Regions from separate parts of the Homo sapiens genome. Here region 2 is linked to region 1. Evidence: read pairs that join two places in POLR2A ChIA-PET (ENCODE). Cell type or tissue: PC-3. All regions are shown on one strand.

What was found. ChIA-PET counts read pairs that join two places held together with the same protein. Peaks named below come from ENCODE experiments on the same cell type or tissue, not always from the same donor. Only the 100,000 strongest peaks of a DNase experiment are listed, where the experiment ranks them.
Region 2: POLR2A ChIA-PET joins it to region 1 with 13 read pairs; 2 of 35 experiments call an interaction of 5 or more read pairs at or near these places.

Annotation. Positions count from the first base shown.
Region 1 is chr12:1,271,935-1,279,934 of GRCh38, reverse strand. The region is part of intron 14 of ERC1 (ELKS/RAB6-interacting/CAST family member 1); the gene reads right to left. Among named protein-coding and RNA genes, the nearest start is that of LINC00942, 220 kb to the left of the region's middle. In PC-3, a CTCF peak has its summit at 694; no DNase peak of the experiment used is centred here.
Region 2 is chr12:1,523,437-1,531,436 of GRCh38, reverse strand. It overlaps LOC107984507 (a long non-coding RNA gene), which reads left to right. Exons shown (of 2, transcript NR_160736.1): 2 at 1-3,714. Among named protein-coding and RNA genes, the nearest start is that of LINC00942, 27 kb to the right of the region's middle. RefSeq lists silencers at 893-1,002, 1,093-1,342. In PC-3, no CTCF peak of the experiment used is centred here; a DNase peak (open chromatin) is centred at 3,456; H3K4me3 peaks cover 397 bases; H3K27me3 peaks cover 299 bases.

The sequences.
Region 1 (8,000 bases):
ATCATGAGGTCAGGAGTTCGAGACCAGCCTGGCCAACATGGTGAAACCTCGTCTTTACTAAAAATACAAAAATTAGCTGGGCATGGTGGCGCACGCCTGTAGTCCCAGCTACTTGGGAAGCTGAGGCAGAAGAATTGCTTGAACCCGGGACGCGGAGGTTGCAGTGAGCCGAGATTGCACCACTGCAGTCCGCAGTCCGGCCTGGGCGACAGAGCGAGACTCCGTCTCAAAAAAAAATAAATAAATAAAATAAAATAAAATTAAAAAAAAAAAAAAGTCTGCTTTGAAAACCAGTATCCATAGACTTCTGGCAGTCATTTCTGGGGTTTAATTTTGGATGTGCCAAAGGTTTGTTTCCACTGGACTTAATTTTTTCACATCGCTCTAACTTTTGAAAACACAGATACAGTCCTTTTGCTGAATAAAATGAAAACTCGAGCCTAAATTTAAAGGCATAGATATTTCCTGGACTTCCAGGACAGTAATATCATGTACTACTTTGTCAAAAAAATTTTCTGGAGGTTTTTCTAGAGGAAGAAACTAAGATAACAACAACAAAAAAAGACAAATCCAAATGCATTACTTGAAGAGCGACTACTCATGTTTCTAGAGAATTTTTTGGTCATACTATGTCATGGGGTTATTTCCTGGGGGCTTCAGTTCTGCTTCAGAATTTCTTTAGTAGTTATCTACTGACCCCATCTGGTAAAATTATAGAGGAAGTTACAGTCGTTAAAGCTTCTGTCAACTCGATTTCTAAAAATTTTATGTAAAGAGATATTTTAAGAGAAATAAGAAAATAGGAGATCAGGGCAAATGAATCTAAAGATCTTTAGCTTTATCTTCCTATACACATAGGATGAGAGAGAAAACATACAATTAGGAAAAGGTCATGCCATTCACTTAGAAGGATTTTAAATTCCAACTAATTTACACTCCAAGTTCATGTTGAGTATAAAATCTCCACTTTTTTTTTACTGTTATATTATTTATAAAGTTTTCTGCTTTCTTTTTCAAGTATACTAAACATTACTCCATCTTTTAGGGCTATCCGTATTCTAAAAGAAAGAGTTCATGTTGCTGCCTTTTCCCTTGATTGTTAGCACTCTGACCTTTTATTAAGGGTTCTATTAAAACTCTAAGGCTTTTTTTATTGTTTAAGATAAACACAAGGTAATTATTTTAAAATTGTATTCAGCAGAAAGGGATGAATATAACTTTAAATATAGTACAAGGTAGCTTCAAACTTTAAGTACAGAGTTACTAAAAGTGGAGAAATGTCCGTTTTAACCATGAAATTTAATCTTATGATTAAAGATTTGTGTTGTTTTCTAATCTATCAATATTCAGAATCTGATTCCATTAAAAGGGCTAAAAATTACACGAAGAAATGGAAGGTTTTAAAAACACACTGAGTTTCATTTTCTTCCCTACTATTTCCAGATTTTTTAAGGTGGCTACAACAATACTATGAAATTTCAACTCTTTTTTTGGACATTCATTCTCTGAGACATTGAGTTTTTAAACCTCCTGTCATTAGAACATATCTGGGTAATTTCCATTAATAAATGGATCAAAATGCAGAGTGCTGGGTTGCCATTACTAGAGACTTTATCATTCCTCTAACTTAAGTCATTTCATACATCTTTCAAAGATCAAAAGAAGGAGAAGTCTAAACATGGAGATTTCTGGTAGGGCAGGGTACAGCCATTTAACAACTTCTTTCAACAAGCCAGAGATGGCAGAATTCTCTTTGAAGTGGCAGCCCTGTTGGCTTTTGAAGTCCCTTGTCAATTGCAGAATGGCTGTGGTGGGGTTTGTTTTGTAACCAGCTGTCACCATGAAGGCAGACATGACGTATTTCCAGCAGTCTCACTTCAGGGTCTGTCAAGTGACTGATTTCATAACCAGCCACCATAACAAAGGGGATTCAAACTCCTTGACAGCAGAGCGAGAGTCTACAGTGAAACCTACGAGGTTCCTCTTGACAGAATTTGATTGAAAGACTGAACTGATTACACAACGGCAAAGAGAAGATGATCGTGAACTGTCATATCTCTTAGGTACCTGAAACATTAAAAATATACTTTCTATATGCTTATCAATATCATGTTCCATAATAACATCTTACATTTTAAAAATGAAGTATCTTTGAACAACAGTATCTACAATCTGTGCATTGACCAAACATGATGAACTTCTGCAGAAACCAGTAAACTGCTTTACAAGCACCGTTTATGTTACCAACGTAACACTCTATTTTTTTTGTAAGACAGAATGATTCTACATAGTTCTGAATAACGTTTGTATCTGTAACACTTTTGGACTGCTTAGCTACTCATTTCAAGAATGTCTCACAGAAATCAGTTAAGACTTATAAGAGCAAGCAAAGAAAATGAATTTAGGATATGTTAAGAAGAGATTTCTGTAAACTATTAAATGTAACCCATTACAGCACTATATGAAATGAATCAGTCTTAATAATATTATGAACCTATTTCCAAGTCCGGGAAAGATGAGGCAAATCTTGAAAAACCTAATGTCAAATTTACCAGTGATGATCAGAAGCATCAGTCCCACTAAAAGGAAATAAAGTAGGATCAAAAAGATTTTCAAATGATTCTAATCAGTTTATACCTGCTCTGCAGAATGTTTTGAATTATTACATGTTTTCATAAACATGGTGGCCTGGTACTTCCGAGTGGAAGGCTCACTGCTACATAAGACTTTCAGCTAGTTCCCACTAGCTAAGAGGTCAACAACAGTGGGCCTACAATTTTGCACATTCACTTTTTGAGACATATAAGCCCTCTGTTTTGCCACTGAAGGACAGGTCAGGGATAATAATGATTTCTAAATTGTATTTTTCCACTCTGGCTACCATTCTTTAAAATCAAGCACAAAAATGTAAATAACTTTCACATAAATATCTATTCTAATTCTTTAAATCTACAATTCTGACACCTTTAAGTTCTTCTGTTCAGATGAAAAAGTAGTTTATCAAATCCAGTGGAAACGCAATTGCAACAAAGAAAACATTTCAAAACACTGTTTAGATAAGTATAAAAATATGATAAAATTACCATTAAATCCTAAATTGTTTAGTAAGTACAGTGATGCTGCAAACATTAAGTCAGGACAAAATTTCATTTATTCGCTCATAATTTAATTACTTAGTAAATATTCATTGAATGCCATTGTGTACCAGGTGCAATGGTAGACGCTGAGGATACAACAGTAAATAAGACACAGCTCCTGCCCTCAAGGAGCTTTCATTCTAGGAGACAAAATGGAGACAGTCTCTTAAAGCAATAGGTAGTAAATACGTAATAATAATGCAGTGTTATTAAAAAAAAAAAACAGGACTAAGTACAAGTGCAGTTGAAAAACATGAGAGGCTGGGCACAGTGGCTCACGCCAGTAATCCCAGCATTTGGGAGGCTGAGGTGGGCAGATCACCTGAGGTCAGGAGTTCGAGACCAGCCTGGTCAACATAGCGAAACCCCGTCTCTACTAAAAATAACAAAAAATTAGCTGGGCATGGTGGCGGGCGCCTGTAATCCCAGCTACTTGGGAGGCTGAGGCAGGGATAATTGCTTGAACCTGGGAGGCGGAGGTTGCAGTGAGCCGAGATCACGCCACTGCACTCCAGCCTGGGCAACAGAGAGAGACTCCATCTCAAAAAAAAAAAAAGAAAAAGAAAAAGAAAAACAAAAACATGAGAGAGACATGTAACTCAGACTTGGAAGGTCAGAAAAGGTTTTATGGAAGAAGTAGGATTTTTCCAGACAAGGGAATAAGGTAAGGTTGAAGAGATTGCTTCACTCAGAAGGAACATGTAGTTTAAGACATGTAAGCCCTTCTTTACTCTTCTGAAAAAGGACCCAACAAGAACTGGCACTTGTTTTCGACCTAGAAAACATTACATATATCTGAGAATCTGTTGTTTAACAACTGAATAATATTATAAAGAAAGAATGTACCAGAGTGACTGGCAGACAGTAGGTAATCAGTAAGTGTCAGTAAATCTACAAGAATTGTAGTTTGTATTAAGAATAAAAGGTACTCTGCCTTCTGACACAAGTGGAAGCCTGAGACCCTCACCAGAAGCAGATGCGGGCATCATGCTCCTTGTACAGTTTGTAGAACCATGGCCAAATAAACTCCTTTTCTTTATAAATTACCCAGCCTTAGGTAATTCCTTTATAGCAACACTAAATGGAATAAGACAACCATCCACTTAAAGATCCTCGTGATAAGAAGCGTAGAAATCAACCTTGCCACTTCCCTCTCCTCTCCCTCATCATCAACATGCAATTGACCAGCAAATCTTGCTGAGTTTATCTCCAAATAGACCTCTCCATCTCCTTTGCCATCACCCTACATGTCCTTGGATTATATGTTTTCCTAACATGTCCTCAGCCCTTTCTACCCTTACTCTCCTATTTATTCTTCATATAATTGCTGGAATACTCTATTTTTGAGATGGCGCAATCTGGACTCACTGCAACCTCTGCCTCCTGGGCTCAAGTGATTCTCCTGCCTCAGCCTCCTGAGTAGCTGGGACTACAGGCGTGCACCACCACGCCCAGCTAAATTTGGTATTTTTAGTAGAGACAAGGTTTCACCATGTTGGCCAGGCTGGTCTCAAACTCCTGACCTCAGGTGATCGACCTGCCTCAGCCTCCCAAAGTGCTGGCATTACAGGTATGAGCCACTGTGCCCAGCCTGGAATACTCTTTTTAAAACAGGAAATAAGTCTTACCGCTCTTCTGCTTAAAATTACTTAAAAGATAACCACTGTGGTTGAGATAAAACCTAAAATCATTAACATGACTATCCTATATATTCTGGTTTCTGCCTACCTCTCCAGTTTCATGCCACACCATCCATTCATTCACTCATTTATTCAATCACTCACCTACTATCCATAGAGCTACCGGCTCACTTTGACTTAGTACACTCCACGAACTCTGGTTTTCTTTTGATTTCCGAACTATGCCAAACTATTTCCATCATTAGGGTCTCCACACACGTGGTTCCTGCTGAAGTAAACTACCTGCCATTCTTAATTTCACTAATTCCTACTTACTTTTCATTTTCATTTCTCAATTTAAGTATCAATGTGTTAAGAGATGCCCTCCAGCTAGGCACGGTGGCTCATGCCTGTAATCCTAGCACCTTGGGAGGTCAAGGTGTGCGGATCACAAGTTCAGAAGTTCGAGACCAGCCTGAAAAACATGCTGGAATCCCATCTCTACTAAAAATACAAACATTAGCCGGGTGTGGTGATGCATGCCTGTAATCCCAGCTACCTGGGAGGCTGAAGCAGAAGAATTGCTTGAACCTGGGAGATGGAGGTTGCAGCAAGCCAAGACCGCACCACTGCACTCCAGCCTGGGCAACAGAGCAAGACTCTGTCTCAATAAATAAATAAATAAATAAATAAATAAAATAAAATAAAATAAAATAGACGAGATGCTTTCCCTGACCATTCACTCTAAATAAGGTCCCCTGTTACACACTTTTATAAAATACTATACTTTTTTTATTTGCATGGATCAAATTTTAAAGTATATGTTTATTTCTGTGATCAATCTCCCCTACTAACATATAAGCTCCATGAGGAAAAGGACCATACTCATTTGGTTCAGTAAAGTATTCTCAGTTTCTAGCACATAGGAGGATCTAGATAAACAATGAATGAACAGCGAAATGAATGGATGATACATAAACTTTTAACAATGCTGGGGTGGCATGTTCTCACTATGGACATCTAATGTAGATGACTCTCATTTCTGTAACTATTCCACTCCTTTTTCCTCCACTAATTCCATCACTCACGTCATAACTTTAAGCATCTACATGATGCTACCACACGAATGTGGAAGAAAACACTCACATGCAATTATAATATCCCTTGAAAGTGATCTAGTCTTCCACCATTATTTCTTAAAGGAAAAATTACTTTTGACAAACATGGTTTTATGTCACAAATGTTTTTCCAAAAACAAAAATTTAAAAAATGACCAACTATATCAGAAAATGCTTGTATTTGAATATCCTAGTGTCACAACTCTGTCAGGCTTAGGAGGAAAAACTAACTAGTATCTACTAACTATGTATATGTAGATAGATAGATATCCATGTATCTATCTGTCTGTCCATCTGACTGACCGACCATCCATCCATCCATCCACCCACCCATCTGTCCAACATACTATAGAGTTGAACTGTCCAATATAGTAGCCACTAGGCAGATATGGCCATTAAAATTTACTTAAAATTAAATAAAAGCAAAATATCAGTTTTTCAGGTGCTCTAGCCAAATTTTAAGTGTTCAACAGAAACGTGGCTAGAGGCTACCATCTTGGTAGAACAGACATAAAACATTACCACTGTTTTAGCAAGTTCTATTTGACAGTGCTGCTATAAAGACTACAGAGGTTTCAGAAGCCAATAAGCACTTGTGAAGAAAAATGTATACTTATAATATTCACTTTATGCCAAAAAAGTAACTTTTGTTTAGATTTCAAGTCCTTCTAATATTGAATAGTATTTAGAAACCGTATCTGACCACTACGAGTGAGCATTGCTACTAAGAAGATGATTTGTTTTCTAGGTATTTGCAGTACATAGGAAATGCATGTGTGACTGTTTAAGAGAAAAAAGTCATAAATTTAAACAAATGTTTCAAATTCCAATTTAAGATTACAAAGACTAAACCCTTAAAATATTTTTACGGTTTTAAAATTTCCGTATCTTCCTGCTTCTAGGAATAACATCTAAGGATAACGTTCTAAAACCAATGCTTAGTTTCAAATAATGCTAAGAAAGTATTTTTCCCCTCCCTCCCTTCCTTCTGGAAACTATAGAACATCTGGCTTAGTAAAACTGAAAGACAGCATTAGAACTGGATTTTATAGCATATATTTCTAGCAGTTTACTAAAGCTACTCAAGGTTTTTTTTTTTTTTTTTTTTTTTTTTAGACGGAGTCTCACTCTATCACTGAGGCTAGAGTGCAGTGGCATGATCTCAGCTCACTGCAACCTCTGCTGCCCGGGTTCAAGCAATTCTCCTGCTTCAGCCTCCCAAGTAGCTGGGATTATGGGCACCTAGCACTGCGCCCAGCTAATTTTTGTATTTTTAGTAGAGATGGGGCTTCACCATCTTGGCCAGGCTGGTCTTGAACTCTTGACCTCGTCATCCACCTGCCTCAGCCTCCCAAAGTGCTGGGATTACAGGTATAAGCCACAGCGCCCGGCCTACTCAAACTCTTTTTATGAGAAGACCATGGATGTAAAATAGGAAATAATGTACAGATTAAGAACCTGTATTGATCTAAGACAGACTCTCAGAGAATAAATAATCTGGTGATAAGAATAATGTCCATCTGATCAACATATTAGGTGACTGTGTTATTCTCAGTTGATGCAAATCTACAACTTCTAGAATATGAGACCAGATTGGGGAGAGGACAAGAATTTCCTTGAGTCACAGTATTAACACTTGACATATGTAAATTAGAATTTAACAGTAAGTTTGTCACTGCTGGTGCTGAATCAACCAGACAGGGTCTATAAATACGACATTTCTCTGGGGCCTTCAGCCAACCAGTGAGAGCAGTGCCTCCCCTTGGAACCACAGAGGGCAGTGGTGGTGACAACAGAAGTACCAATAGTGGTAGATGTTTACTATGGCTTTACCACGTGTCAGAATCTGTTAAAGGTGCTTTATACAGATACCATCTCTTTAATGTGGCAGATGTAGTAACTATTTCTTTTACAGCTCGGGGAACTGACCCACAAGTAACTTGCCCAAGGTCATAATTTCTAAGTGATGGGAGCCTAATTCCAACCAAGGTTTCTAACTCCAGAGTCCACCTTCTTCGCCATTATGGAATACAGCTTCCCTAAGGTTCTGGAACGACCTTTTGAACTGGAAAGCCACAGTGTAAAAATTTCTGTACCTAACCTATCACTTCTGCCTCTCTCAGACT
Region 2 (8,000 bases), 250 kb before region 1:
GGGACGTGGAGCGCCGGAGCGACCGGAGAAGCACAAAGCCGAGCGGCGCTCGGGCTCTACCTGCGCGGTCCGGGCAGAAACGCAGGCTCCCACCCGCGTCCGGCGGGTAAAGTAACCCAGATGGGGTCCTCGATGCCGGCGCAGACCTCGGCGGAGGGTCGGGGCTGGGCCCGACCAGACCCGGGAGAGTGAGCGCGAAGCTCAGAGGCCGCCCCGCCTGCGCCGCCGACCCCGGAGCCTCCTATGCCTGCCCGCGCGAGGGCCCGGCGGTCCCCAGCTTTGTTCGCCGCCCCGGCCCGGGGCGACTCCCTTCCCCCGACCTGACCCCGGCCCGCCCCGACCCGACGCCCGCGGCGCGCAGACCCACCCGGCGGACACCCAGCGCGGCCGCGGGGCCGGGAAGGCGGAGGAGCCGCGCGAGGTTCGGCAGCCGGGGCGGCGGCGGCGGCGGCGGGGCCGTCCCCGGGGGCGAGGGCCGGCGCTTACCTGCATGTCCCGCCGCGTGTCAGGCCCGCGGGCTCCGGGCGCCGCTCGGCCCGGCCCGGCTCTTCCTGCGCCCGGCTGCGCTGGGTCGGCGGGCGAGGCGCGGCCCGCGGGGGCGCAGGGGGCGGCCGGCGGGGCCCGGGGCAGACCCTGCCCGCTCCTCTCAGCGCGCGGGCCGCTCGGGCCGCCGCCTCCGACTCTTCATCCGCGGCCGGGGCGCGGGGCTGGCGGCGCGGGCGGGCGTGCTCGGCTCCCGGGGTCCCGCCGAGGCGTCTCGGGCCCCCCCCCCGATGCTGGGGCAGCCTCCGAGGTGTCCACCGGAGCCCGGCCAGGCAGCCCCGGCGCTCGGAGTCTGCGCGCCCTCCTGCCGCCCGGAGGGCTCCCTGCTCCGCGCCGGGGACCCCCGAACTCAGCGGGCGGGGACGGTCGGGGGCGCGCAGCCTGCGGCCGATCCGGAGGGAGGCCCTGGGCCCGAGGCGCGGGCTCGGGAGGCCGCCGTCGATCTCGCCGGGCTGCGCGCCCTGCTCCGGAGCGCGGGACCCGGGGAAGTTTCGGCCCAAGTTGGCTGCGGGGCGGGTGGCGGCCGCGGCTCGGAGTGCAGGGCCCGGCGCTGGGCGAGTGGATCCTGGGGGCGCCGCCGCCTCCGCCCCGCCTCCCGCGCCTCCTCCCCGCCCCCGACAGCCGCGCCGGCCCCGGCTCGCTCCTGCCCACCAGCCGGGCCGCGACACCCTCCCGAGGGCTCCTCCCAGGCGCTGGGACCGCGACCTCCGCACCTGCCTCCCGCCCGGCTCCCTCGGCCCCTAAGCAGAGCGGCCCGGGGGCCTCGCCGCGGGGGTGCGGACGGGGAGTCTCCGCCGCCCGGCCCCCTTCTCCCGGCGCCGCACGCCTGCTGCCCCCTTCTCCTGGAACTCGACCCGATCCTCCGAAGAAACCGCGGCTCTTACCCCGGCCAGCAGCCCCCTCGGGGCGCCCAAGGAGCCCGTACCCGCGCCCCGCGATCCTGGCACGAGCGCCCACCTCGGCGTCTGCGGGGCCCGAGGCTCTGAGAGGGGAAGAGAGTTATGTCCTCCGCTTTCTTGCTACGCGTCCTCCTTTGAATCCCCCAAGGAAGTAGAGTGACCCGGGAACTACTTTGCCGCTTCGCAAACCCAGGTCATCCCCCTCGCAGTCCTGGGCCCTTCCCTACAGAGCCCAGCTCAGAAAGATCCCTGGGTTTGGGAAAAATGAGGCAGAAAGGTTTCAAGGAGCAAACGTGTTCTCTCAATACTTTCGTCATGGATATAGGACTAAATAATTCTCCTGATGTTTTATGGAGAAAATGAGGCACAGGAAAGTCTGACGACCAACCCATAGTCACTGCAGGGGCTAATAGCTTGAGAAGGTCACTAGAGTCCAGGGCTCGGCCTTAGTTCAGATCCAAGTTTAAATGCTTTTCTGGAAGTCCCATGTCCTTTTGTAGGTAACCTCATAGCACCTCTGGGTGAGCTGCCCAAGAGGGTGTCCAAGGAGGTGAAGTGGGTGAGCTAAGGTCCCAGTGGAGGCAGGAGCTGCTGGTCCCTGCTCCAGACCCAGGTAACAGGGACCAACCGAGAGCAGCCAGTAGGATCCCAGGCCTGCCCTCCAGCCCCTTTGCTTTTACATTCTGAAAAACCCAGTCTCTTCCCTGAGGAGGAGGTCGCCCTGCTAAAGAAATTGCCTTCGAATGCAGTACAGTGAGGGGAGGGAAAATACAATAGTAATAATCAAAGGCTTTGCCTTTTTAAAATTAGTAACCAAACAAGGTGACAGCCTCCCCCTTTCAGTGGGGGAAGGGGCAGCAGGGAGGGTCAGGGAATGGATGGGACCAGGAACCCACCACACTGGGCAGGCAATAAGGAGCTATTGTCCTCTGGATTTTACAACAGGTAAGAGCTGTTGTAGCAAATACCCCACTAATTAGAGGGCAAGGTTTCCTTGGAACTGTGCTGGCTTGGGCCGGAGGTGCACCGTGACTTTTCTCACCTCAGGTGCACTGTGACTTTTCTCACCTCGGAGTGAATGAATGGGGTTTATGAGACCAGGTCCAGCAACCATAAATGCATGGCCTATAATTGTTGTGGGGAGCCTGCCTGCTGCTGGAGGGAAGCTAGTTCAAGGCTTTATCTTGGGGACAGATGATATGAGGAGAGTTGGCCTAAAGCAAGCAAAAAAGCTTTGAATCCGCTTTGCCAAATTTCAAGCAGGCTCAGTTTCTCTCTTCCTCAGAATAAAACATCAGTTCTAGTGTTAGGGTCTTTTTTTTTTTTTTTTTTTTTTGAGACAGAGTTTTGCTCTTGTTGACCAGGCCGGAGTGTGGTGGCACAATCTCGTCTCACTGCAACCTCCTTCTCCCGGGTTCAACTGATTCTCCTGCCTCAACCTCCCAAGCAGCTGGGATTACAGGTGTGCGCCACCGTAGTAGAGACGGGGTTTCACCATGTTGGCCAGGCTGATCTCGAACTCCTGACCTCAAGCGATTCACCTGCCTCGGCCTCCCAAAGTGCTGGGATTACAGGCGTGAGCCACTGTGCCCGGCCATGGAGTTAGGGTCTTCGTGGGAGGTCGGGGGGAAGTCTTGTTCCCCAGACCCTGATTACTCCAGAATGCAACATGGGAGAAACTGAAGATTCGCTTCATTTGTTGAGCCCTAAACACCCAGAGATGAATGAGACCAGTTCCCACCTTCAGGAAGTTTACAGTCTGAAGAATGAGGTGTGGAGAGGCCGACCTCTAATTTGAAGCCTAGAAGAAGCAACAAGGGATGACTTTGCTTGGCCCTGAGCTGACAGTCTAGGATGAGAGCAAGTGACAGACGACAGCAACCCCAGCTGAATGCTCTGTAAGTCCCCTACCCCCACCATCTCTGTCCAAGATGAGTCAAAACTTGTGGCACAGGGAGGGAAGCTGCAGTGCCCCCGGGAAAGGAGCTTGTGGCTGAGTAGCTGGGAAAACGTTTGAATGAGGAGACAGCAGAGACGTGGGCCAGATTCCCCAAGGGAAGTGGTAAGCACCCCATAGCTTGAGTCACTGGACTGCTGGGGCAGCTACCTCCAGCTCTGAAGGCAGGCACTGATGGGAATGCAGACAAATCTCACCCATGTTTTGTCTGTGACTGTTGGGTGGGGTCTCTTGCCTTCTCTGCCAAACAAGGCATATTCCAATTTGGCATTTGTGATTAAAAAGAAAGGACACAAGAAAGTAAGGAAGGAAATAGAAGAAAAAAAGAGAAAAGAAAGAATATTTGGCCCTATGCAAATATGTAATGATCACTGCTCTTTTTATTGAGGACACTGCTCCCCACTCCTGGTCATGCCCTCGCAGGCCCCCATCCACACTCAGAGGTCCCTTCCCAGCCAGAAAGTCTAACGAAAACCCTATCAGAACTAGTCAGAGAGGAGGCTGAGACTCCTGCGTGGCTGGGATCTCAGTGGCTTTCCTGCCAGGTGCATGTGGGGCTGAGTGCTGGTCCTCAGGCATGCTCTTCGGTGGACTGCTCCGTTTCACCACCCCCAGTGCCAGGGGGAGGAGCTTCAGAACACTGCTGTCCAGCCGCCTCTGGGTGCAGGAAGAAAGTACCCCTGTTGCAGGGCAACCCTCTACTCCATCCCAGTCTGCTTCTCTGGCACCTTTCAAAGGTGTTCTTTAAGATGCACAGAAGGCCTGGCGCGGTGGCTCACGCCTGCGATCCCAGCACTTTGGGAGGCCGAGGCGGGCGGATCATGAGGTCAGGAGATTGAGACCATCCTGCCTAACACGGTGAAACCCCGTCTCTAGTAAAAAGTATAAAAAATTAGCCGGGCGTGGTGGAGGGCACCTGTAGTCCCAGCTACTCGGGAGGCTGAGGCGGGAAAATGGTGTGAACCCGAGAGGCGGAGGTTGCAGTGAGCCGAGATCGGGCCACTGCACTCCAGCCTGGGCGACAGAGCCAGACTCCGTCTCAAAAAAAAAAAAAAAAAAAAGGACGCACAGAAAATTTCTTGGGGGAACTGATGAGCCTTCAAAGCCCAGAACAAGAGCGAGAGGCAGAGCTAATAATAACCTTTTATCCCGACAGCTATTTCACAGGCACTTGACCCCATTGCCTGTGGTACTGTGTTGTTCAGTGCTCAGTTTCTGCTCGTTGTCTGGACGTAACATAGAAGTCACGGTTTTGCTAAGAAAGAGGGCTTTTTAAAAACTGGCAGAATCTGACCCAAATATCCAGACACTATCCATAGATTACCGCCACAGACTCACAATAGCCAAGACAATTTGGGACAGCTGGATCGGGGGATTTCTAAGTGCTGAAGGCAGCAGGGTTGGTAAGAAGGAAGCTGCTATCATGAGTTCTAATCTGGCTCTGCAGTGGACCTGTAGAGGAAAAAGTTCATACCAGGATGTCAGCAGCATAAAGGAATTTTTATAAAAGCAGAAGACCGTTCTTAATACCTCATATGTGCATAGAGCTTACCAGTTTATAAACTGCTTTTCTTTTTTTTTTTTTTTTTTTTTTTTGAGACAGAGTCTTACTCTGTCACCCAGGCTGGAGTGCCGTGGCATGATCATGGCTGACTGCAGCCTCAACCTCCCATGCTCAAGCGATCCTCCCACCTCAGCCTCCTGAGTAGCTGGGACTACAGGCACATGCCACCATAGCTGGCTAATGTTCATATTTTTTGTAGAGACAGGGTTTTGCTATGTTTCCCAGGCTGGTCTCAAACCCCTGAGCTCAAGCGATTCTCTCACTTCGACCTCCCAAAGTGCTGGGATTACAGGTGTGCACCACTGTGAGTGGCTGATATGGTTTGGCTGTGTCCCAACCAAATTTCGTCTTGAATTCGCACGTGTTGTGGGAGGGACCCGGTGGGAGGTAATTAAATCATGGGGCAGGTCTTTCCGGTGCTGTTCTCCTGATAGTAAGTCCCATGAGATCTGATGGTTATTATAAGGGGAAGTTTTTCGGCACAAGCTCTCTTTTTGCCTGCTGCCAACCACGAAATATGTGACTTTGCTCCTCTGTGCCTTCTGCCATGACAGTGAGGCCTCCCTAGCCATGTGGAAGCGTAAGTCCAATTAAACCTCTTTCTTTTGTAAATTGCCCAGGCTCAGGTATGTCTTTATCAGCAGTGTGAAAACGGACAAATACAGTGGCCCTCTAGTTTTATCTTAATGAAGATTCATCAGAATGATGACAGCCTTACTCATCTCACTTGGAAGGCTCTCCTCTAGCCACCTCTCCCCAAAAGAGAAGTTAGTGCCCCTCCAGGGAGAAGACAGCATGGTTGCTGAGCAGGGCGCCAGGTCAGTCCTCAGAGGTGAACTTCAGACTCAACACCTGTGTGATCTTGAGCAAGACACTCATCTCTCTAAGCCTCGGTTTTCTCATCTAAAAGGTAGCAGTGGTAAGATCACCTATCTATGGCAATGTGAGAAGTCGAAGAACACACATAAAGAATCCAAGTACTGGCTGGGCATGGTGGTTCACGCCTGTAATCCCAGCACTTTGGGAGGCTGAGGCGGGCAGATCACTTGACCTCAGGAGTTCCAGAACAACCTAGGCAACATGGCAAAACCCTGACTCTACAAAAAACACAAAAATTAGGTGGGTGTTTTGGTGTGCACCTGTAGTCCCAGCTGCTCAGGAGGGTGAGGCAAGCGGATTACTTGAGCTCGGGAGGTCGAGGCTGCAGCGAGCCGTGATTATACACCACTGCACTCCAGCAGCCTGGGCGATAGAGTGAGACCCTGTCTAAAACAGACAGAAAAAAGGAATCCAGTACTATTTATTACACGTAGTATATGTTCAATCAGTATTAATAATTGCATTATTATGATTGAATAGACGTGACCTCATTTTCTGTTGTCCACTCTAATGGGATGCTCTATCCTTGAACTCCTCCCAAGAGAAGACAGAATCCTAAATTGTCCCTTTAATGAATTACTGCTTTACTAATACCTAGAATGAAGCAGTTGAAGGTGTCACTAAAAACTGGCAAAATCTGGAGACTCTAGCCAATTGCAATGGGAAGAGTTTCATCATTTCATCAGTACCACTCGTCAAGGTCCCATAAAGAGAAAATGGGGGCCGGGTGCGGTGGCTCACGCCTGTAATCCCAGCACTTTGAGAAACTGAGGTGGGAGGATTGCTTGAGGCCAGGAGTTCGAGACCAGCCTGGGCAACAAAGTGAGACCCCCCCCCCCCATCTCTTAAAAACAAGCAAACAAACAAAAGAATGGCGAGCAAATGGGAAAAACTAATGAATGTGATCCTGTTAATGAACTACTCAAATGCTTGACCAAAAAACAAGGCACTCTTTGGAATTATGATTGACAAGAAATACCATTTTCCCTTTGGAGACTCTAACATCCCCATATGCCTCCTTTTTCCCTCATCTCAACTTTGACTGAAGCCCTTTAATGCTTTCTATACTGAGGGACATTTCAGAGGAAACGGAGACAGGGTGCCTGCCCTCAAGGAGCTTTGTTCTTATAGTGGGGCCAGGACACAAGCAAATGGAAATGAAATGAACATCAGATGCCCAGGCCACATGCGTCTGGTGCCAGAGCCCCTGGCGGCTCAAGGCCATCAGGACTAAGGGTGGTGGCCGAGCTTCTCCTTCCCTCTCTCTTACTAAGGAGCTGGTTTCCCCTGGGGAAGGTCACTCCCCTTCTTGGATCCTCACCTGTAAAAAGCATGGGTCTAAATACTCCCCAAGAGTAAACAAAGCTATGATGGAGTCAAAGGGGAAATGGAGAAAGATGGAGGTTTGAGAGGAAGACAGTGAATCTGACTCCAAGACACTTACTTTTAAGGTCAAGGGGGCATTCAAGTGTTGACGGCAAGAAACAGGGAATGTAAGGAGCGTTAGAGGTCAGGGTGGCTGGAGGTGCAGTTTCAAAAAGTGAACTGATAAATACGAAGGCCAGAGGGCAAGGCGAGAGAGATGGCGGAGTGAGCAACCTGTGTAGACAGGGCCCACAAGTTTAGGAAGAGGAGAGCGCAGACTGGAGGGTGCAGCAGGGAGCCCTCGGGTCGAGTGATGTGTGCTCCACAATAAGAGAGCCACAGTAAGACACGCACAAAGGCAGAGAGAGGCAAAGCCAGGAGCATTGGCCGTTCCTGTTGGTAGAGGGGGCTGGGAGCAAGGAAGAGAGGGCGGCAGGAACTCAGCAGGGGGCTGGCATTCCAGAGCGAGAGCAGCCCCTTCTTCCTTCCTCTCCAGAGACTGTTAGGACGACAGAAAATGCAGATACCGAAGGAGAGGCCAGCCAGGAAAGGGAGAAAGGATGGCCACAAGCTCCCACAAGGACACTAAAGTGGCCTCTCCAGCTGTCAGGGGAGGCTGACCCCTCCCACGTGGCTGCCCAGGGTGGGAGGCACACCTGTGCCAGGTGACCAGAGGGTGTCTCAAAGTTGTTCACTCACAGACAGCTCCTGGAGGGGCTTCCTAGTGCAGTGAGGGTTGAGTCCCTGGTTTATCGGAATCTCCTGGGAAAGAATGTTTAAAGTCCAGTTTCCA